Regions from separate parts of the Homo sapiens genome. Here region 1 is linked to region 2. A link is a loop called in an ENCODE intact Hi-C map of the cell type or tissue named here. Cell type or tissue: ascending aorta. All regions are shown on one strand. Each heading gives the region's core, and the rest is flanking DNA. Links, peaks and the distances in the headings are about the cores only. Region 1 overlaps LOC107984559 (a long non-coding RNA gene). Region 2 has its middle 160 kb from the start of FNDC3A.

Region 1 (12,104 bases), core at 2,072-10,071, 66 kb before region 2:
GTTTATATTTCAAGTCATTTCTGAATCAAAACTTCTGCTTCATCTGAATTCTTTTTCACCTCTCTTCTTATTATCCCCTACATATGTTGTCCACCTCTTCCCCCTAGCATTACACCCTATTAGGAACTGCCCGATTCCTTCATCCTCTGAAGCCCCACTGATCTGAGTCGGTGGAGGGGGGTTACATCACAGCAAACAACTTAAAACAGATGTTGAGCGCTCCTGATCTTACAAGTTCTTTGGCCATTCCTGCTCAAGTAAATTTCTCACTGGCTCTGTCCTTCACAGACCTCTTTTTCACTATCTTATTGAACTCTCTTCTTATTCCTAAAGCTCAACTTCTCTCTCACTATATTACTGTAGGGAATTTGGTTCTTTTTTGCCTCTGTCTCAAAACTCAGCTCTGGACTTCATACCAGACAGCTGGTTTTTGGAAGGAAATATGACAAAGTATAGCATTTTAAAAAATGTTTTCAGGACAACCATATATTCAACGTTCTCTTTCCAATGACGTATAAAAATTTTACTATTTTTCTGCTATCATATAGAGTTTAAGTTCTTTGGAAGAATGGACAGAGATGAAATATGAGGAGGCACAAATGTTGGAGTAATGGTATGTTTCATGGCCCTTTCCATAGGCAGTTCAGTTCACAGCATGGCTGTTTATTTCCTTCTGGGCCAGCAATAGAGCATCTTTCTGCTGCTTCACCTTTTAAAGGGCTCACCAGATTAGGTAGGCCCACCCAGGTTAGTTTCCCTTTTGATTAACTCAAAGTCAACTGAATAGGAACCTGATCATGGGAGTGATATCTCATCATAGTCACTGGTCCTGCCCACATTCAAGAGGATGGAACTATGGCAGGGCCTATTTATTAGGAGGTGGGAATCTTGGAGGCCATCTTAGAATCCTGCCTACCATAAATGATGACTGTCTTTCATCTTTCAGAACATATTAGGATATGATAATAAATATTAAAAATCAAATGCCTCACCAGAGATCCAATATCAAACTGGTACTAAGTCTTTTCTCTATAATGTCTTCCTGATTTTCTTTCTACAATTTGAAACATTGAACTGTTTTCTGTATATGATATAGGCTTCCCCAAAATTGAACATAAGGCTGTATTAGAAAAAGTCAATCTGACACCAGCCATCTGCAGAACCAAAGCATTTTAAGCAATGATTTATAAATGGGAGCCTGGAGAGTTTGAGGAATACCTAAAACTAAATTAAAGTATTCGAGCTATCAACTCAGAGGAGTATGGCTATATATTAGTCTAAAGATACAGCTGACTTAGTTGGTTTTTGTCCTAATGCAAGATGGATTACACAGGGAAATAAACTACAGTGAACTTGGAAAATGGTGAGGCAGAGTTGTTGGGTTTCATGATGACAGCCACCAAAATAGTTTTGTTTTTCACCCTGGCTTTGGTTTCCAGATAACTAAGCAACCTTCTCATTCAAATTTGGCTTTGTAAGTATCATGCAGAGAATTTACTGATGCATGGGCATGGGAATTCTGGTACTCTTGATTATATTTTGTGATTCTTGATTATATTTTATATATAAATATGTTTTATAACGGAAAATGATGAACATTCTAGTTTATGTATTATTCTTGCATTAATTTGATTAATGTTAATCAGCACCCTAGAGCCCAGCTCTCCCTACATATACCCACAGAACTGACCTTCTGGCTGTGAAGTTGAGGATTAGACTCTAAATGAGATGACCAAGGACGTTGTCATCCCCTAAGACCCTGACTGGCTCCTGGCCTAGACAACAATTCTGTCTCAACTTTCTCTTACTGCAGCAGGTTCAATTGATAACATGCGTTGAGAAGGCAATGTCAGTGACCTTAATGTTCTGAGCCAAAATCAGCTAGTGGCACAGGCTGACAACCTGAATATGTTTTTTAGCTGAAATGAGCAAGTGGTTGCAGCAGTCACCACAGCAACGGCGTGGCTGGAACACTTGGGAGCTTTCAGCAGAGTAATAAGGGCAGCTGTGAGGATGGCTTCAACTGGAATTAATAGCGACTAACTTTTAGTACTAGCCTTCTGGGAATCCTTTATATTTTTCCTAGTAAACAAAAGTACGCACTGTGATTGTTCTTCAACATGAAACCCTTCTCTTGGCTTTTATGCAATACTTCTACTCTTATTGCTCTTCTAGATTTTATAAATGCTAAGTAAATCTTCATAACAGCCTGCAATTTAAAGGGTGGGAGAAATGGAAAAAAAAGGAATTGGAGAATTCGTTTTAGGCTACAGAAAACCATAGCTTTTATCTAATTTTCAATTTTGCATTCCTGAATTTTTCATTTATAATCTTACTCACCAGGCTGCACTTATGTCCAAATTAAAAGAAAAGCAAAGTAAAATGATAAGGAGAGAAGAAAAGTGAACTCAGAGAGTTGTTTTGAGTCTATTCTATGAAGTCAGAGTTTTGGCCACTTGCTTAGTGATTGCATTTAAAAGTCAATCACAGCTTCACCTGCTTGGTTGTTAAGATGGGGCGATATTGCAGTTATCACTTTGGTAAATGTGAATAAAACATGCTTGACTGGTAATGTGAATAAAACATCCTTGACTGGTACTCTGGAAATTGTGCAAATTGTTAGGACTTTTATTAATAGGAGGACAGGTCTGAGGATGACAGAAAAGGAAATCTAGAAACAAGGTTTATTGATGGTATTTATCACCATCAGCAGAGACTAAAGCGAGGTACCGTATTGGTGAAATAGCCAGTGGCCGAGAGGATAGAGCCAAAGGTGATGACTGATTTAAGATTCTAGTGGTTTAGCACGAATACTAGTGTTTTTTATGGAAAATCCACCAAACTTCAAAAAAAATTTCATAAAGAAATATGTGTGGATGATACTGAGTTAAAGTTAAACTGATTTCTTTGCATCAGTCCTCTCTCTTTCCTTTGTGTTGTGGACTAAATGTTTGTGTCCTTCTAAAATTTATATGTTGAAGTTCTTACTCCCTATATGATGGTATTTGGAAGTGGAGCCTTTGCAATGTGATCCAGTTTAGATGCAGTCATGAGGGTGGGGCCCCCATGATGAGTTTAGTGTTCTTATAAGAAGAGAAAGAGAGACCAGAGCTCTCTCTTTGCCATGTGAAGACATAGTGAAAAGGTGGCCATCTACAAGCCAGGAGGAGAGCCCTCATCAGGAACCAAATCAGCCAGCACCTGCCTAGCCCCCAGAATGGTGAGAAATAAACGTCTGTTCTTTAAGCCACCCAATTGATGATATTTTGTTATGGCAGCCCAAGCTAAGACATCATACTAATTTAACTATAAATTTCCAAGAAGGCTGTGCAATATCCAGTGTTTCTCAAACTTATTTGAATAGGAGTTGTTTTTCTCGGTGATTCTGAGGGAGGGTGGGCGCAGAACTACCCTTAGGTAAGGCAAGAAAGGCACCTGCCTTGGGATCCATGCTTTAGAGGCCCCAGTAGGGCCCTGCTCTGGCTATGTCCCTTCCCACAGGACCATGGGGATAGTCTCACTCAGAAACATAGTGCCCCTTGAAACATCATGCTCTGGGCCTGCATGAGTTTCTATTCTAGTTTGTCCTCCAAAGAGTAGACTCCCCTTTCATCCAGGCCTGGGGGGTAACCAAGGGCCAGTTGTTTGCAGGGGTTTGGAGACAGAGCTGGATGTAGACTGCCGTATCCACACATCAACACATGAGGCGTTCTTGGTGGGGTCTGCAGCTGAGGATAGGCAGAGAAATGGAATGGCTGGGAAAAATTTCACCTTCACCATCAAGTTCCAATGCAGAATGCTATGGAGCCTAAGAATCCTACATTTGAACTTGGACTTCCAAGTTGTTATGAAGGTGTATTTACCAAGGTAGGAGGTTACTTTAACAGTTTGCTAGTTTGCTCAATAACTTTAAAATATTTAGATATATGAAACGTGGGCCTCTATTGGTACTATATACAACTTCAAGCTCTTCAAACATTAGGAGGGAGCCTGGACTACTGTACCTGAGGACCCAGGTCTGAAGAGCTTGCTTTAAAGTTCACTCTGCTGATATTTTCATACACCACTCTACACTCTATTTAATTGTGGCAGCCAGAATTTAGAGAGGCTACGCTTGTACTACAGGTCATCGATGTAGGGAAGTGGGTAGAGGGACAGCCAGATGTCAGGACAAAGGTGCTATGCTTCATGGCTGGCACTACAGATGAATGTGGTGGGCTTCCCAGCTTAGCCTAGGAACATGGCTTTCAAGTCTCTTGTGTATTTGATGTTTGATGATTGCTGCTCTGGACACGTAGTAGGTGCTCAATTAACATTTGCTGAATCAAGTACTGTTCAAATGAGATTTCCAGAGATCAAGAGGTTTTCACAACTACAAAATGAATAGACATATCTAGCAAAAAGTTAATTTATCTGGCACATCCAGAGAGTGTGATGGGTTTTTCAAATAACTAAAGTCTGGATCTTTTAAAGCATGAGGGGTCTTGGGCAACACTATTAGTGCAAACTCCTAAGATAATCACACTTGAAAGGAATCACCCTGTCAGCATCCTTTATAGGCTCCCTTGGGTTATCTTTATTCAAGAGAGAAATTTGAAAATTGAATTTTAATAATGCTCCAAATTAGAAGTATAAGGTGCAGCATCAATATCACCATGGGGCCTAGGGCACTGCCCTCCCCAAAGCATAGATCTAACTACAAGTTACCGTTCCAAATACCAACCTCATTTTACTTTAGCCTTTTAGGGCTTCACAAAATAGACAGTTATTTTATGCTCACTTAAGAGTACAGCACAGTTGTAGGTCAAGTGGAGGTGGTGGTGGTGGTAGTACATATGTATGTGTCTGTGTGTGTGTTTGCTGTGGGAGCAGGGGAAGTGCTCCGCTCGACACAATCATTCAGAGACGAAATCAGATGGAGGCTCTGCCATCTTCAGTGAGAGGCTTCCAAGGTTGCCCTGAATGTCAACATTCACGTAGCAGAGGAATAAAGAACACTAAGGATTGTGGCGGGGACCTCATGCTGGTGAACATCCCTTCCTTTGCTAAGATTTAATTGCAAGACTGCATCAAGCTGCAAAGGTGGGGGAGGAGCTGGCAGAAATAGAGTCCCTAGCTGCTCACCCACTTTTTAGCAGCAACTCTACCCTGTATGAAAGAGGAGCATGGACTTTTGATATACAGCCAGGTATGTCTGATAGGGATGGAAACCTTCCTGAAATGCATGAGTACTGCTCCTGAATGATGCAGAGAACATAATCCTTTCTTGAAAACTTAGTGCAGTTGTTTCCCAGTGTGTGTTCCTAGTTAACCTAATCCTGTGAGGTGCTCCCAAAACAAAACTAAACAAGACAAAAGTCTTGTGGTCAGAACGCCATAATTACAATTTCCACAAAGGGAACATTTTTGGATGTGAATTGCATTTTAACATATGTGACTCTTTTAATTCATTTCAGATTACTTAAATGGATGGATTTTTTTTTTAAACTGTCACTCTTCTACCTGTTTCTCTTCATCTTTCCCAGGTGCCTTTACAGCTGTGAAGTCAGAGAATGAAACATTTTGTGGGTGATGACTTGTAGTTCTGTGCTTCCTTTTTATCTGGCCCAAGTTTTCAATCAAAGAATCAAAAAAGAAGCTTCAAGGGAAAGAAGAACCTGTGTTTGTTTTAGGTATTTAATAGTTCTTTGTTGGTTTGCATTCTGCAGGATATCTAACACTATGTATACATATATATATATATAGAGAGAGAGAGAGAGTGTGTGTGTGTGTGTGTGTGTGTGTGTGTGTGTGTGTGTGACGGACATTCATTCCTGTTGCCCAAGCTGGAGTACAATAGCGTGATCTTGACTCACTGCAACCTCCACCTCCCAGGTTCAAGTGATTCTCCTGCTCAGCCTCCCGAGTAGCTGGGATTACAGGCATGCACCAGCACTCCTGGCTAATTTTTGTATTTTTAGTAGAGACGGGGTTTTACCATGTTACCCAGGCTAATCTCGAACTCCTGACCTCAGGTGATCTGCCCGCCTCGGTCTCCTAAAGTACTGGGATTACAAGCGTGAGACACTGCACCCGGCCCTAACACTGTTATATTTTTCTAGAGAAAATTTCTTCAGAGTTAGAGAAACTATCTGATACCACGAAGAAAAAAAAAAAGACAAACCCTGCTATGGCAGGTGCTTCTGAGCTTGAGTACGTATTTTAGCTTCCTACACATTGCACTGTCTATGATTTAAGAGTTTCAGATGACAGGAAGAGAAAGAAAAACTTCTGTTCTTTTCTAACAAGTATTCTTAGAAATGCCAACTCATTTTTCTGGAGTATATATAGCACAAGTTAACAAGAAAATGAATCACTTCCAGTACTATGTGGGAACTGTGACACTGTAGTAACACAGCTTACTTTCAAACGAGTGGCTTGAAAGCAGCATTCTCTATTTTTAAAGTTACAATTGGATTACCAAAGTGGGTGAGCAAGACTCTGAAGAGGGCTCTCACCTCAACTGAGTTTAGGGTTGTCCTCAAAGTTAACTGAACACATTTAATAGTAATATATGTAATTGTCATTGTGCTGTGTATTAGTCCATTTTCACATTGCTGATAAAGATGTACCTGAGACTGGGTAATTTATAAAGAAAAAGAGGTTTAATGGACTCACAGTTCCACATGGCTGAGGAGGCCTCACAATCATGGCAGAAGGTGAAAGGCACATCTTACATGGCAGCAGACAACAGAGAAAATGAGAGCCAAGTGAAAGGAGTTTCCCCTTATAAACCCATCAGATCTCATGAGACTTATTCACTACCACAAGAATAGTGTGGGGGAAACTGCTCCCATGATTCAAGTATCTCCTACCAGGTCCCTCCTGCAACATATTGGAATTATGGGAGCTACAATTCAAGATGAGATTTGGGTAGAGACACAGCCAAACCATATCGTGCTGGATGATAATTGGGTATAAGTGGTATTCAGTCCCACATATGAGTCTGTTTTGTCACAGCAAACCAAGCATTTCTAGAATTCTGGTGGGTATCATGTCCTGCCTGCCCTTTGTTAAAGAGAATCAACTCTGGGATCTAATTAAAGATAAATTTTATTTTTAAAAAACCAAATATTGCAATAGAGGAAAAGAGGCTCACTATTGAACTGAGCTCAATTCCAAATACAGTGTGGACAAGTAGGGATTTATAGCCAAGGACAAGGGTGGGGACCAGTGGATGGAAAAATTACTAAGAGGAAATATCAGGGGTAAGGGGGATTTTAGCTAAACTGATGGTAGTATTCTTATTGAAGGCAGGCTGGAGAGATCAGATTCTAAGAGTGAGGATAAGGAATTATTAGATATCAAAGATGGGGATTCTTGCTAAACTCACCTAACAGAATTTTTTTTTGTTAAGTCTTGGCATTGTAAAGATGGACACAGGAGTCTGAAGGTTGGAGCATGTTGAGAAGTAGCCTCAGAGGAGCCTGACCAAAGCTGGTCAAGGAGTGTCTTAGTCATCCCTGTATTCCACCTTTCCCCTGCCACAGTTCTCTTTTCTCCAAGCCTTATAACCTATACCTGCTGGCAGTTCTCAGGCCCTGCATCAATCCCAACTTAGGGCAAAAGGAATTGGAAAGATGACAAGTAGATTTCAGTGGATGCCTGCTCTGTTTGATTGGTAGTGGCTGCTAGAAGCTCAGAGTGAACAGAGTCTGGGTCTGGGCTCGCTCAGTGGGACAGAATGGCATGGGGCAGGAAAGACTGCAGCCAGCAGCACCTGGGATGGAACCAGGATTTAAGAAGCCTAAGATTTATACAATTTATACAAATGTATTACCATATGAACAGATTGCCAAGGCCTTGGAAAACACCTGTGGAAAGGAGAGGCCCTAAAGCTTAAGGTTTTTTAGCTTCCCAGTAAATTTGCCTTTGATCAAGTCACAAGCGTGTCATTCCTACTCTGGTCCTTTCTGGTCATATGTTTAATGCACAGAGAAAGAACTGGCTGATCATATAAAATGCGCTAAACCTACATTCCCAAGAATTGTAATTACAGATTATTATTGTCTTCATTTTAATTTTTTTTTACAATGATCTTATGTAAGTTTTATAACTATAAGAAAATGGAATCAGCTTTCTACTGTACATAAGTAGCCAAGGGGCTGTTTGGGCAAGAGCAAAGACAGCAGCACTTCTTGGAGACTCAGCGATTGTAATTCTGCTCCTACTGGGTAAATCCTTGTCTATGTTTATCTCATCTAGATGCTTTCATGTGGAATTCTGAAAGATGTTAGGGGCACATAGACACACAAAAACCTTTTTGGGAAATTTTTAACTTTTAGGATTTTGGAAATGTTCAGAAAAGTTGACAGCCAGACTCCAGTGTCATTAATATTTACTATGTCCCTTCTTTATTCATGGACATTCCAGCATCATTTATATCATCTTTGTGAACCAGTTCAAATGAAAAAGTCCCAAGATAGAACTCTCAATCATCCATGCGTGAAACAATATGTAATTAAAACTGACAATTGAAATATACAAATAATTCCATATTTTATGTAACTATTGTCATATGTTTCCCTACTTATCATTTACCAGAACTGGAATTTTCCAAGGAGGGGAAAAAATCATAACAGTTAACATTCACTGAGCACTTAAATTCGGTGCCAGCCACAATTCTAAGCACTCAGCTAAACTTCACAAAACCCTAGGTCATCGATAATATTGTCCCCATTTTATAGATGGGGGCAACTGAGGTACACGGGATCAGGAATTTGGCCATAGTTAAACATCTAGTAAGTAGCAGAGCCTGGATTTGAAATCAGGGAGTCCAGGGCCATCCTCTTTAATGCTGAATTATGCCACAGTGGAGTGATATGTAGAGAACCAGAATTCTAGAGCTGGGAAGTCAGATCTTGGATTGGGTATGCTGGGAAAGGAGACATGGCCTAAGACTCATGTGGGGATTTCAGGCTAGAACAGGAATCCCTGAGGGGCTGTGAGTGGGCCAGAGAAGGGCTGATGGGTCTGGTAGAAGCTTTAGAATGTGCTGGACTCTTCTGGTGACAGAGGCAGAGTGACTGGGCTGTTTGGTAACACATCATTTCCTGGTAGGGAAATTTGCACTTGTCTCATAAACCATTATACTTCAGGTATCCAGCTTTGCTGCCTTTTAAGGAACCCCAATGCTCTACCCTCATCTTCCTAACCTGTGGCTGCCCAGCTTGCTGCAGATTCCTTGATTTCTAGCTGGAATGCAAGATATGAATTAAGTAAAAATTCTCTTAAGCCCCTATCACTCAAGTTCTTCCCTTCCTCCTCTCCATTCTCCTTTCTCTTCTCCAGTAATCAAGGTATCTAATTATCATCATCATCATCCTCCTCCTCCTCATCATCATGCCAATGTTTATTGAGCCCTTACTGTACACCTGGTGAGGCATTAAGCACTTTGAACACATCTTCTCATTTAGCCCTCACAGCCACCTTAAATGGCAAATACTATTATTACCATTCTCACTGGACAGAGGAGTGTACTGGATCTTAATGTGGCCACTTGCTCAAAGTCACCTTGCTCTAGCTCAAAGAGCTTGTAAGAGGCAGAGACAGGTTTTAAACCCAGAACTGTGTGAGCTGAAGCCCAAGTTCTTAACCCCGTATCTTGTATTGTTAAAAGAATTAGTCTGTAAAGAGTTTGAGGCAAGAGTTGAAAAGGAGAAGACATGATAAGTCTAAAATCTTTTCTTACCACTATACAGGTGGCTGCTTCCTTAGAAAACAGTTTGTCCACACTTGAAGTCCAGAGTGCCTTCCTACCATTTGCCTCAGTTATGGCTTCATCATTTAGGATTATAGCCTCAGTTTCTGTCTGTCCCCCTTTATAGGTCTTGAGCTCCTTGAAAAAAAAAAAGATCTATGCCTTTTTTCTTTCAATCCTCTTTTATCTAGTGAAAGATCTGGCCCACAGTAATACTGAGTAAAATTTTGTTGTAAGCTAGCAATGTGAAAGTTCACAAGTATTAAAAGAAAAACGTCAGGCAAATTAAATTTAAAGGAGTTAAACTGAGCAATGAACGATTTGTGAATCGGGTAGCCCCCAGAATCACAGCAGATTCAGAGAGACTCCAGGGATGACTCGTGGTCAGAACAAATTTATAGACAAAAAAAGGAAAGTGACATACAGAAATCAGAGGTGAGGTGCAGAAACAGCTGGATTGGTTACAGCTATGCATTTGCCTTATTTGAACACAGTTTGAACACTCAGCAGTGTAGGAGTGGTTGAAGTATGGCTGCTGGGATTGGCCAAGACTCAGCGATTATTACAGGAGCATACCTCTAAGTTAGGGTTTCAATACCCTAACTTGTCTACCTGTTAGGTTGCAGTTCATCCACAAGGACTCAAATATAGAAGTACAGAGTCCTTCTCAGGCCATATTTAGTTTGCTTTAACACAAGTATTGCAATTAGAATACCTGGCTTTGATAGTTCATCTTGCTGCTCACAGGCTTCGCAATACTGGGCAAAGCATTTAACCTCTCTAGGGTCTGTGCCTCTGTCTGTGGGTCATGGGTGATTATATCTTTATAGTGTTTGGCGGTTTAAATGATCGTATGGATGTAAAGGCTCTTTGAAATTTGTAGAATACACGACCTAAGTCTGAGGTATATTGTGAGTATAGCCACTGCTTCCCATGTCAGCGGCTGATACAGCACCTTCTCTGATGCAGTCTTCTCACAGCATCCTGGGGCCGGCTGGCAGCTGTCTCAGTTGATTGGTCTCTGCAGCATCCAGCTGTGTTCCTTCAGGGGAGTAGGTGCTACTCATCAGTATTGCCCATGTTGTACGGATAATCTGCTCCATTTAGGGTTGACTGTAACAAAATCGATAGATCTGAGGTTGATATTCTTTCATGTCATCTGCCCACATTTGCACTAGGTCCTAAGGAGATGTTAAATGATCATAAATCTGGGTAACTATTAGGAAAAGGAAAGAAAGTAAGTGTCTACACAGGTTAGGGAGCAGATAATTGGCTCCCACACCATTGAAGCTTAAGTGTAGTAACTCATCAAAGCACTGTGTTCTTCCTGACAGTCTGTACCATCCACAATTAACCTGGTCTGCTAAACGCAGCAGAGAACATAAAAACCTCAGGAAGCTGACATCTTTAAAGGCTTTTAGAAAGCAATGAGTCAAGCATTCAAGAATCTCTTCAAGTTTCACATTCACTTCAAATTCAACATTCTCTTGCTTTCATTTTTTATTATTATGAAATTCCTCATTTTAGGGAAAAATCTTTCTTTTTCTATTCCTGAAGACCTTGTCTTCAATCGTAACAAATTTTCTCAAGGTTTTCTGAAGCCTTCAAACACCTAATACCATGTAAAGGTGGAAATGATTTCCAGCTGTTTTCTTTTTTCTTTTCTTTTCTTTTCTTTCTTTTTTTTTTAAGATTTGTTCATCAGAGTCAATGTGATAATTTTACCAAGAGGCCTTTAGCTATAAGAAGGTAACAAGGAGATATTTGGCATAAGCTCAACATTTTCTTTGGCCAGTCATATAAAGAACTATACTCATACTTAGAACCATTGTATTGTATACAGGGAAAAAACGCTTTTACAATTTTTTTTTTTTTTTTTTTGAGACAGAGTCTCACTCTGTTGCCCAGGCTGGAGTGTAATGGCGCAATCTCGGCTCACTGCAACATCTGCCTCCTGGGTTCAAGCAATTCTCCTGCCTCAGCCTCCGGAGTAGCTGGGATTACAGGTGCACACCACCACGCCCGGCTAATTTTTGTATTTTTTTTTTTTTTTTTTTTTTTGAGACGGAGTCCCTCGCTCTGTTGCCCAGGCTGGACTGCAGTGGCGCGATCTTGGCTCACTGAAAGCTCTGCCTCCCTGGTTCACGCCATTCTCCTATCTCAGCCTCTGGAGTAGCGGGGCTACAGGGGCCCGCCACCATGCCCGGCTAATTTTTTGTATTTTTAGTAGAGACGAGGTTTCACTGTGTTAGCCAGGATGGTCTCGATCTCCTGACCTCGTGATTTGCCTGCCTCGGCCTCCCAAAGTGCTGGGATTACAGGCGTGAGCCACCGCGCCCGGCCAATTTTTGTATTTTTAGTAGAG
Region 2 (12,104 bases), core at 2,801-10,800:
CTGCTCCACCATGCTAAGACATGCTTGCTTCCCCTTCATCTCCACCAGGATTGTAAGTTTTCTGAGGCCTCTCAGCCATGCTTCCTGTACAGCCTGTGGAACTGTGAGCCAATTGAACCTCTTTTCTTCATAAATTACCCCGTTTCAGGTAGTTCTCTATAGTAGTGAGAAAATGAACTGATACGCTAACTAAAACAGGTCCTTCTAAGGTGTTCCTCAGAAATGGGTACAATGATAAAATTGTGTTGTGGTTTCACTGGAGCTGAACACTTACCTTTTGCTAGACACTATCATATTTTATAAATGGAATTCAAGACTAATTATTCTTATGTAGCCGTATCATATTGAATTTCAAATAATCTAAAATCCTGATACTTTTTTCTGTGTTGTGCTAAACCATATATCTTCCAACCTCTGCTTGTGGAATTTGTTTCTCCATGTAAAGGAAATTTCTTATATTTATCTTTATTAAACATCAACTTGATAGATTTAATCAATCATTCTAGTTTGCCAAGATCGTTTTGTTTGCTAAATCTGTCATCCACTCTCTTGGCACTCCTCCTGACCTCCAATGATCCATAGTTTTCAGTATCATGCCAGATATCACTTAAATTTAGCTTAATGTCACCCTTTAATGCTTGCATTAAGAAATAAAATACTATATATATATATTTTTTGCTAAAATGATCCTAGAGTTCTCAGTGTTAAAGGAAAAACTTTAGAAAAATTAAATGTAGTAGTGTTTAATTGAGCAAAGAATGATTTGCCAGTTAGGCAGCCCTCAAAATCAGAAGAGGTTCAGAGCTCTGCTGCACAATGTGGGCAGGCAGCATTTATGGACAGAAAACAGAAGTGAGGTGTAGAAGCAGCTTGATTGGTTACAGCTTAGCGTTTGCCTCATTGGAACATGATCTGATAAATTGGCTATCTGCAATTGATGACAGCTTAGCTGCTGTGATTGGCTGAGACTCAGCTACCTGTTACAAAATATACTACTAAGTTAAACATTCAGTTTAACTTAGTATAAAAGTATACGAAAGTATACTACTTTTACAAAAGTATACCATTACAAAAATATACTAAGTAAATATACTACTAAGTATACTACTAAGTCCACTTTTACAAAAGCATACTACTAAGTAAGTATACTTTTTACAAAAGCATACTACTAAGTCAGTATACTTTTTACAAAAGCATACTACTAAGTCAGTATACTTTTTACAAAAGCATACTGTTACAAAAGTATACTACTAAGTTAAACATTCAGTTAAACCAAAGTATACTACTAAGTTAAACATTCAGTAACTACTAAGTTAAACATTCAGTTAGTTATGCACTTAGTTAGGCTGCAGTTCATTACATAAGGACTCAAGTATGGAGGCATCCTCATGCCAAATGTAGTTTAATTTAACATCAGTCTACAGCTGAACAGCATCATGGCCCCTGTAGTGCAGGCAGGAGTTATAGGGTTGCCCCTCACATTGATGCAGTAGGAGGAACAGTGTGAAAAGGGCAGAGTTAGCACTAACATACCAGGAACCATATTTAGTCCAATGCCTGTCTTCTCTAGCCTGCAGCCCATGTCAAAACCTTGTCCACTTACAAGATTGTACTGCTTGTCACTAAAGAAAAAAAGAACAGTCCTTCTGCTTCTCAGCGAATGAGTTGATTTTATTCCTTCTCATTTGCAGATATATATATGCAAACACAAACATATAAACAAATGTGTTACTCTTTCAATGATCTGTCATCTGTAAACAGGCACACTAATGTTGCAAACCAATTAAAAATTAACAATGCGGCCGGGCGCGGTGGCTCATGCATATAATCCTAGTGCTTTGGGAGGCTGAGGTGGGCGGATCATGAGGTCAAGAGATTGAGACCGTCCTGGCCAACATGGTGAAATCCCGTCTGTACTAAAAATACAAAAAATTAGCTGGGCATGGTGGCGTGTGCCTGTAGTCCTAGCTACTTAGGAGGCTGAGGCAGGAGGATTGCTTGAACCCAGGAAGTGGAGGTTGCAGTGAGCAGAGATCGCACAACTGCACTCCAGCCTGGTGACAGAGTGAGGCTCCATTAAAAAAAAAAAATTAACAATGCAGCATCACTTTGAAGGCAAAACCAAGTTTTACCTTCTAGTAACTATTTGAAATCAGAGTATAATCACTCAATAAAAATAACTCAACTCTGATTAATTTTAGTAAAAGTGAAGGGGCTAATAATATAATACTTGCTAGAAATAGTTGGAATTGTTGCCCCGCAAATTACCTTAAATTTCTGTATGTTTCTGCTGCCAGACATACAGTGCTGACTGAACAACTGGAATGGGAGGGCAGAGCCTTAGGCTGGGACCTGTGGTGCAGCTCCAGCTGTGTGCTGTATTGCTGCAGCATCCCTTCCTTCTCTTCCCTTTTGTTACACCATCACCTCTCGAATTCCTCAGTTTTACTAGGAAATTTCCAGCTGGATATGCCCAGGACTCCAATTTTACACCAACTTAAGCAAGTGGCCTTAAGAAGGAAGATGTGATACACACTTGCTAGACCAAAAACGTACTGAGCCATCAGAGATGTTCTGACGCCCGGTGTTTTGAGTCCTGTTTGGAGTAAATTCAGTGTCATCAAATTTCAGGAGTGGAACAGACCTCAGAGACGCTAGAGGGGGTTTGGTGCATACCCACAAAATAAGAATTAACCATCCCTGGAGCAATGCTCCTCTGAGCAAGGCTCTGTGGAGCCTGACCTCTGAACACCAGCTGTTGTCATCTGTTAGGGTCCCCTAGTTTCTCTGCCTTACTTGGCTTCAGAGCAAAAATGTTAAAAATTGATCAATGGCCGGGTATAGTGGCTCACTATAATCTCAGTACTTTGGGAGGCTGAGGCGGGAGGATTGCTTGAGCTCAGGAATTTGAGACCAGCCTGAGCAATACAGTGGGACCCTGCCTTTGTTTTTTATTAAAATAAATTGAAATAAATAGATAAATAAATAAATTGATCAATGATGAATACATGAGAATTCCATTTAGCACCTCTTCCATGTTTATCTGTATAGCTTCTTTTTTTTTTTTTTTTTGAGACAGAGTCTCACTCTGTTACCGAGGCTGGAGTGCAGTGGTGCAATCACAGCTCACTGCAGCTCTGACTTCCCCAGGCTCAGCTGATCCTCCCACCTCAGCCTCCTGAGTAGCTGGGACTACAGGCATGCCCCACCATACCTGGCTAATTTTTATATTTTTGTAGAGATGGGGTTTGCTCAGGCTGGTCTTGAGCTCCTGGGCTCCAGTGATCCACCTGCTTCAGCCTCCAAAAGTCCTGGGATTACAGGTGTAAGGCACCATGACCAGCCTACATAGCTTCTTTATGTGCATTACTCTGTAGTTGTTATAAAATTGTGTTTTAATACAATTTATTCAATATCATTAAATTATTAAGTAAACAGTTATTTAAAATAACTACCTGTGGCTTCTACTGCAGCTTTGTTTTTCCTCACCGGCTCAGCCTCTTCCCACTCAGTTTCCCCATTCAGTTTCTACATACTTCTCTCTACTGTTGACACAACTGCCATGATTATTTATCAGCATGAAAAAATTTCACCTTTAAAAGATTTTTCTTTTGATGATGCATGTACCCAGGACCAAATCTTGTCCTCTTCCCATGTCCCCTATTCTTGAGAATAACACTGTTATGAGTTTTTAATGAGTTTGGGGACTTCATCTAGTTGTGTGAATCATAAGCCTAGAATCTCATTTCTATATCAGCTACCAAGCTCTGTTTACATTTATACTCCTAAATGTCCCTTGACTCTGTGCACTTTGTCGCTTTCATTTCCACACTGGTTTAAGCCACAATCACCTCCTAATTGGTTTCATCATCCACATTGTGAGCCCCCTCTAATCTGTCCTACACACTGGAGCCAGAGTGGTGCTTTCAATACAAAAATCTTTTTATATTACGAACCCTTTTTCTAAATCCTTGTGCTTCTGCAATCAGCCAGCCTGCCTGCCAGCAACAGCCAGGCCTGCTGATGGAAAGCCCCTAAAAGGACGTAACAGAGAAATCCTAGGTTCTGCAACAGAGACTCAGAGAATCCTCAACATAATCCAGCAACAATTTCACCATTCAGATATTGGACTTCAGGCCTGGGCCATGAGGGCTGCTGAGTGGCAGAACTGCTGACCTCATGTGGGGTGGGAGAAGAAATCCTGGATACCCCACGGTACAGTGACTTTCACATTTAAAGACTTGGTCACTCTGACAAGTGCTGGCCATGGCTGACACCCCAAGACACAGGAGAAACAGAAGGGACACCTGGAAGGCCTTGCACCCCCAATGGTGTCTTTCATCCATGCTATTCCCATGTCTACTCTAAGGCTCCAAAAAGCTTGTGAGGGAAAATGACTGGTGCCCACAGTTTTCACGCTTCCCATTCTCAAACCCAGTCCTGACCTTCTTGTTTCAATCTAAGAGATCTTTCAATCCATAGTTCTTAGGAGAAGACAAACTCCTTGGCAAGATGTGTAGCTAGGTTTTCAGGCTCCTGTCCAGCCCACTTCCCCTCACTCACTCTGTGCAGGCACAAAGACCTTCCAGTTCTTTGTGCTTGCCATCAAAGCTTCCTCCTACCCCAAGGCTATTTTCTTAGCCTTGGGTGCTCTTCTCTGTTCAGCTAAATATCCTCCCTTCATTTTTCTGATCTCAGTTCAAGTACCATTTCTTCAGGGAGACTCTCCTGACCTGCTTAACTAATCAGCTCCCATTCGTAGTCTTGTGTGGCCTTTTGCATCTCCTCCTAACATTGGTCATCACTGCAGTTTGTCTTATCTGTGTAGTTCTTATTAATATTTGTTGTTCCAGGAGAGCAGGGGAATGATTTGTGTATTATTATTTCCCCTGTGTCTAGCCCAGTGCTTGGCATGGTGGCACTCAATAAATTTAGTGAGTGAATTAATGAATGCCCTTGTATTTGTTATAAAGAGGAATCATTGCACAATTGGCATTTCTTCTGTTTTTGGATAGAGTTTGGCAGTCTGTCAACAAGTATTTATTGAGCTTGAATGGGGCAGAATATACTTTGTTTTTGTATTTTTTAACAGTCCCATGGTATGTGATATGTGAATGCTGTGTTGTGATTCTAAGGACGACAAATAAGGCATAACAAATAGAATCTGATCTCTTTTATCTCCTAATGAGATATGCTACAGTAAGATAAGTAGCCAGAGACCAACAAGCCAGGAATAAAACTACTTCCAAAAAATAACATAGGACAAGTTATGTGATGTGGCTCCAAATGATGGAAAGAAAGTTATCAACAGCTTCCTCTTCCATCAGCAACTTTGCGCATTTTTGTTAAGGATTTATTTGGTATAGACAAGTGCAAAATGACATGGTGACTCACCACAGGTAATACAGAGTAAGCATTACATAATACATCCCAGATCGTTGCAGGAGCTGGTGTAAGTTTTTGTCTCCAGGAGACAGAAAGGCTATACCTATTCTGCAGCAGGGCTCTGGAGAGGGAGGGTCAGCGTTTGTAGGCGTGTGGCACAAAAGAAGTGAGAGTCCTATTCCTATTCTGCAGGTTGATGCTGGCTCAGAGAAATGCCACTCTTTTTACCACTCTTCTGTGTGGACTCCATTACCATGACCAAATGATTGTGTAAAAGGAAAAGTGATTTGAGGGGAATTGAAGGCAGCAGACTTGTTTACCAAATGTTAACTTTGGTCCTAATACCAAGTCACTGATAGGTGCCATGTGCCACGATGTGGCTTTGTTTGCCACAGCAGGCACTGTGAAGAGTAACCTCAGTGAAGACTCCTGGCAAGGAGGTTTGCCTGGCACGGAAGAGCCAGGAATGAAGGCTGGACTTTGAAGCCTTTCCTGAACAGCAATGGGGCAACAGTGAAGTGAATGAATTGTCACCTTATAAATATCTGATGACTATTAAATGGCATGTTTGTCTCACTAGAGAAATACCATGCATCTTAAGAGCATTTTTGCAGAGAACATGCTGTTTTGTTGACCTATAAATCAGAAGCTTAAGAAAAAAACAAAACCTTTATTTGTCCCAGATGTGTACTAGAAACCCAATGTCCTAATCTGAGGAACCAACTCGGTGCCTGGGAAGGTAATGTCTCATTTAGACTTCTTCTGCAGGGGATGGTGATAGACTGTCTTCACACTTCACATCCGTGAAATATTTTGCAGGTTATGAAATTGATTTGAAAAATAGTTTTAAAAATCCCAAACCATTGGTGATTTAGCCCCAAATTAATATCTTTTCAAAAGATGTGGATTAAAGGTGAATAAAGGTAAGCTGGGGGGTTATGAGATATAATAAAAATGTGGGGTTACGAGAATGGTGATATCAAAAGGATTAGTCATGGATTTTGAAACACAAGATAATGGGTAGGAAATGGTGGTCATCTGTTGTGTTTGGCAGCCCTACATCAATCTCCTTTCCATAGCATCCTGATTTCATTTAAGGGGATTAGCTTTCTCCCACATGTGTCTTCTTAATGGCAGAGAGAGTACATCCCTGCCTCTAAGGAAATGGAAAAGAATCCATGCTCTTTTGCCGTGGGGGATGGGCACATGATCTGGGCTCAACCAATTGGATTCACCATCTCAGGAACTTGAGTCTTGAGCAAGTGCTGAAAGGATGGAAGAAACAGGCCATTTGTATCAGGGATGGGGCAGTGTTTGACCAGTCCATTCTGCTGTGTGGCTGTAGCTGTGTTCTTACTGCCTGGTCCTCCAGTGCCATTAGTTCCAGCTGGTTTTAGTTGCTTAATGCCTGTTACTCCAGCCTCCTGTTGATTTTCTGAGCCCTTATGTTTCTCCAACAAATTCCTTTGGCTTAAGACAGCTAGAGTTGGTGACTAATATACAGATGATAAATTCCCATAAAGGAGGCTGTTAAAGTGGTAAGAAAATAAAAACTTTGTCCTTCAATGACTCAGAAATAATCCCTTTGGATTTGTTCATGCCTCAGCCCTGCATTCTGACCTCAGATCTCTGCCCAATAAGCAATCTCTGGCTGCCTGAGATAATGATCCTATAGTGGCCACCATTAAGGTGGTAACTTCAACTCACCTAAGATATGAAATATAAGATAGGAAGAACTGAAGATAGAGATGATAAAATATAACCAACACATAGTATTGATACTTGTGTGTCAAGTGTAATGATATTTAATAAATGCTTGCTAGTAAAAGCTCGTGTCATGTCACAGAGAATTTGTTACATTGGAGAAACTGACATGTAAGTCTTATGCATTTGATTTAAAATGTGTATTTGAATTTAGGCTTCTCATATAAGCAAAAACAGCATAAGAAAAATGGACTTGGCCTATAACCAGTATTAGACTGTTTAAAAGAGCTTAACATTTTAATTCATTCATTTTACAAAACCTTCTAAGTATTTGAAGAAGCTATTGCTTCTTCTGGTTGTAAGCCAGAAGCCATTTAGGCATTTGAAGGGCTGAAAAAATGAAATGCATTATTTTTATTAATGAGGCTTAAAGTGTTAAAAGGTATTTGATTAACTAATTTTGAAAGGGGAGTTCCTTGTTACAGATGCTTAGAATGTTTGATGTGAATGGATCAGATATAATAGCCCAATAACATTTTTAAGTTAAACCTCAAGTCCTTAAAGTAAACAAGGTTTTAAATTTGTATTTAATCAACTAATTTGATTTCTATCTGATAACGATAGTGTTTTCTGTGTACAAGTCCCCTCTGATATCAGAATACTCATGTTGACAGCTCACAAACCTACATGTGAAAGCTCTGGACTGGATTAGGCTAGAGTTCTCCCCAAGAGACATCAGTTTAGGATCACATAGATGGAGGCTTGGAGAAGGCTGCCCAAAACACAACTTTTCATGTAGGAGACACCTGGCATGCTGAAAGTTGTGCATCTACTCCTAAGCTGGCCTTTATCCTGACGATTGTCACCTCTGCATAAAGTTCCATACCTCTCTCTTCCAAATCAATTTGTTTGGTTGGTTTTCTGGCTACTCCCAAAATTAGGCTCTGAAATTCTCCACTTTCCCAATGACATAGCCTGTCATTCCTTTCACCACACATGCGCTCCACTTTGCAGGTTTGGAATCATTGTTTGCTGCTCAGGTTTGCTATGAAATAGAGATGGTTTCACTTTCACATCTGGTATCTTCAATTTTGCAGCTTGCTCCTGGCTCTCTTCTTAGCATCTATTATAGTGTTGTCTCTTTTTCTCATCTCCTCTCCAAACCTTGACATTTTGCTAAATTTTGGAATCAATTTCTTCAGAAGTACGTTGTGAGATTGCGTGTTGATGGCATTAGATAAAAGAGCACTGCATTTTGTGTTGCATAGCAAAAAAAGGATGGCATTTGTGTATTTTGGAGTATTGTGAGATGAATGAGCTTCCATATAATTGCAGAACTGAAGTGACAGGGACTCTTCTAATTTTTAAGGCAGGAGGGAAAACAAATTTGGACTAAAATAGGCAGACTGGAGCTGAAAGGCATCCTATTACCTGTGCATTAAGGCAGCCAACTAATCAATCTCAGACAGTCCCGCCAGCTCACATCTTCCAGGTCATCTCTGTCTTATCACTCCATTGTGTAACTCAGGACAATTTATAGCCTGCCTGTGGTTGCTTTGTGTTTATGTTTTTCGGAGTGTGTGCTGAAAAGCTCTAATTCAGCTCTTTTTGTTGAGTTCCTCATGTGTGCATTTGTTTTTTGTTTTTTGCTTTGATTATTTTGCTATAGGGAATTTACTCTGATCTTGTAACATAGGCAGATTATAGTTGCAATTTCATTTGAAATTGATACAAATATGCAAACGTAGAGTGAATGAGGAAGTATTAGATGTATTTGCTTCATCCTGCTTCTCCACCTAGGGAAAATCAATCCATGTTATTTCCACACACTCAAGATACTCTTACATATATTACAGTACCTCTCAAAATGAACTGCCTTTTCACTGAGAGCTTTTGTTTACATAGGGGACATGAATAGTTCAAAAGCCATACTAATAAAATTATACTGCAAGGACTTAGGATAATGTATTCTTTGGGAAAATCATATAATTTTGGTATAAAATTTAAGAATTATAACCAGTGAATTATTTACAATCTTGACAGTGGTAATCTGTATTAAAAAAAAATTGGCCAAGCACAGTGGCTCACACCTGTAATCCCAGCACTTTGGGAGGCCGAGGCAGGTGAATCACCTGAGGTCGGGAATTCAAGACCAGCCTGGCCAACATGGTGAAACCTCATCTCTACTTATATTATTTTTCCCCTTTATTTATGATACCCCACCATTATGTTTAGTATGTATATGATATATAAAAATATGTATATATGTTTTTAGTTTTATAATTGACATTATGCTATAGATCTCACTGTCTGTAGTGCGATCAGAATTTTACTTTTTTGTTGTTGTTGTTGAGATGGAGTTTTGCTCTTGTTGCCCAGGCTGGAGTTCAACGGCATGATCTTGGCTCACTGCAACCTCCACCTCCCGTGTTCATGCAATTCTCCTGCCTCAGCGTCCATGTAGCTGGGGTTACAGGCATGTGCCACCACACCTGGCTAATTTTGTATTTTTAGTAGAGGTAGGATTTCTCCATGTTGGCCAAGCTGGTCTCGAACCTCTGACCTCATGTGATCTGCCTGCCTCGGCCTCCCAAACTGCTGGGATTACAGGTGTGAGCCACTGAGCCTGGCCCAGAATTTTACTTTTTTTACTTAACACTAGTTTCAGGAGCTCTATTCATGTTGCTTTATGTACCTCCAGTTTATTGTTTCTGGCTGCTGTATAGTATTCCATATGAGCTTCAGCTGTATTTTATTTATCCATCCCTTGGTTGCTGATGAGCAGCTATTTTGCCTCCCAGTATCCCTTCCCTACCATGAAATAAAATGCTGTGATGAACTTCTTTGTACCTGTCATCTTTGGATCTATGGATACTTTCCTCTGGGTTTAGACTCAAGAGTGAAACTAGATGTACTAAATTTCACTAAGTTTTGCCAATTTTTTTCTCCAGAATGGTTGCACTGGTTTTATGCTTTCACAAGCAGTGCATGAGAAAAGCCATTTTCCTACACACTTGCTAATATTGGCTATTATCTAATTTTAAAAATATTTGCCAACTTATGCATAGTATAAAGGAGTATTTTATTCTTTTTTCAATTTGCATTCCTACAATTGCTAATGCAGCTAAACATATATTTGTTAGCCATTCTGATTTCCCCTTTTATACATTGCTTATTGACATCATTTACCTGCATTTCTTTTAGAGTCCCAATCTTTTTCTTATTAATTGACAAAATTTCCTTGAAATATTAATCTTTTATGGTTTTTAACATTGCAAATATTTTCTCCCAATCTTTTATGCAATTGTTAAGTTTTTCTGTCATGCTATTTGTTGAACAGAAATCCTTAATATTGATGTAGTCAAATTCATAATTTTTGCCTAGTGCTTAATTTTTTTGGAATCTTGCTTGGGAATATAGTCATACTCCAAGGCCACAGAGATAGTCTCTGGTACTTTTTCTATTTATGTCTTTAAGCCATTTGGAGTGTTTCTTTATATAGTAGGGATAAATTTTATTATTCTCTCTATATAAAAAAGGTCAGAATTTTCCAAAGTATTTTCCATGGAAAACTAATTATGTGAGATATGAAATGGTTAAGAGAAAAAGAGTTTTCTGGTCCAATAAGTTTGGGATAAATCTGGTTAAACAGATTTTTATCTTACAGATCTTTTCAGAGTCTTTACTGTGCTAATATATATTTCGAATATTAAGGAGTGGGCAAACTACCAGTCCATGGGCCAAACATGGCCCACAGCCTGTTTTTGTACAGCTTCCAAGCTAAGAATATTCATTATATTTTTAAAGGGTTGTGAAGAAGTGGAAGGAGGAGGAGGGAGAGAAGGTGAAGGGAGAAGAGGAAGAGGAGAAGAAGACCCTATATAACCCACAAAGCCTAAAATATTTACTATCTGGTCCTTCACGGGACAAATTTGCTGATCCCTAATCTATAGTATGCCAAATGGCCAAAAATATATTTATCCCAGAATCCTTTGGTAGAAGAAGTTCTCATGGTCTTCAGCTTTCTTTTTTTTCCTTCCTTCTTTCTTTCTTTCTTTTTTTCTTTCTTCCTTTCTTTCTTTCTTCTTTCTTTCCTTTCCTTTTTTTTTTTTTTTTTTTTTTTTTGATGGAGTCACACTCTGTCACCCAGGCTGGAGTGCAGTGGCACAATCTCAGCTCACTGCAACCTCCATCTCCCAAGCAATCCTCCTGCCTCAGCCTCCCAAGTAGCTGGGATTACAGGCACGCACCACCACACCTGGCTAATTTTTGTATTTTTAGTAGAGATTGGGTTTTGCCATGTTGGCCAGGCTGGTCTCAAGCTCCTCACCTCAGGTGATCCACCCTCCTCGGCCTCCCAAAGTGCTGGGATTACAGGGTGAGCCTCCGTGCCTGGCCGATCTTTGTGTTCTGCAAGGTAAACACCAGGAAAAATTAGTCTGGGCAAGATGGACACAGTATCAACAAAAGCATTAATCTGGTAAATTTCCAGTTAATTTGAAAGCTGTAGAATCACGAAATTATTAAAGTTAGATTAATTGATCTTAGTGGCCAGTCTGTTCCAACCTTCTACTCAATGCCAATCCAATCATGACAATGTCTGATGTTTCTTTTCACTTACACAACCATAGAAGGGAAACTCCTTTGAAAACAGAACTCCGCATTTTGCATTTCTCTCCCTGTGACTGTTCTGCCACCTACACTTCAGTATGTTTGTGCCCCTGCTTCAACCCACTCATTCGGAACTTTAAATTCCATTTTAATTTTTCCATTGCGTCAGTGTTGCTAAAAATACTTCATTAATGCGTCTTATATTTCACAGCCTGGGTCTCTTATTATTATTTTTTTTCCTGATGTTTCTTAAAAGATCTAAGATCATTTTCTTGTCCTATGTTTTAAAATATACTTTGAGAAAAAGAGATCAGAAAATATTTATGATGTGAATTTCTAATAGCTGAAAAGAATTATGGAGTGGAATAGCCTAAGAAGAAAAAGAACAATTGACCAGGGTATAA

What was found. A loop is a pair of places that touch in the nucleus more often than their neighbours do. Peaks named below come from ENCODE experiments on the same cell type or tissue, not always from the same donor. Only the 100,000 strongest peaks of a DNase experiment are listed, where the experiment ranks them.
Region 1: a loop joins it to region 2, with 5 times the contacts of the local background. A loop is called at or near these places in 3 of 110 quality-filtered maps.

Annotation. Positions count from the first base shown.
Region 1 is chr13:48,878,674-48,890,777 of GRCh38, reverse strand. It overlaps LOC107984559 (a long non-coding RNA gene), which reads right to left. Exons shown (of 3, transcript XR_001749987.2): 2 at 10,695-10,852. Among named protein-coding and RNA genes, the nearest start is that of FNDC3A, 91 kb to the left of the region's middle. RefSeq lists an enhancer at 6,137-6,376. In ascending aorta, for the core only: no CTCF peak of the experiment used is centred there; no DNase peak of the experiment used is centred there; H3K4me3 peaks cover 372 bases; H3K27ac peaks cover 1,860 bases.
Region 2 is chr13:48,813,401-48,825,504 of GRCh38, reverse strand. No RefSeq gene overlaps it. Among named protein-coding and RNA genes, the nearest start is that of FNDC3A, 160 kb to the left of the region's middle. In ascending aorta, for the core only: no CTCF peak of the experiment used is centred there; a DNase peak (open chromatin) is centred at 6,684; H3K27ac peaks cover 2,203 bases.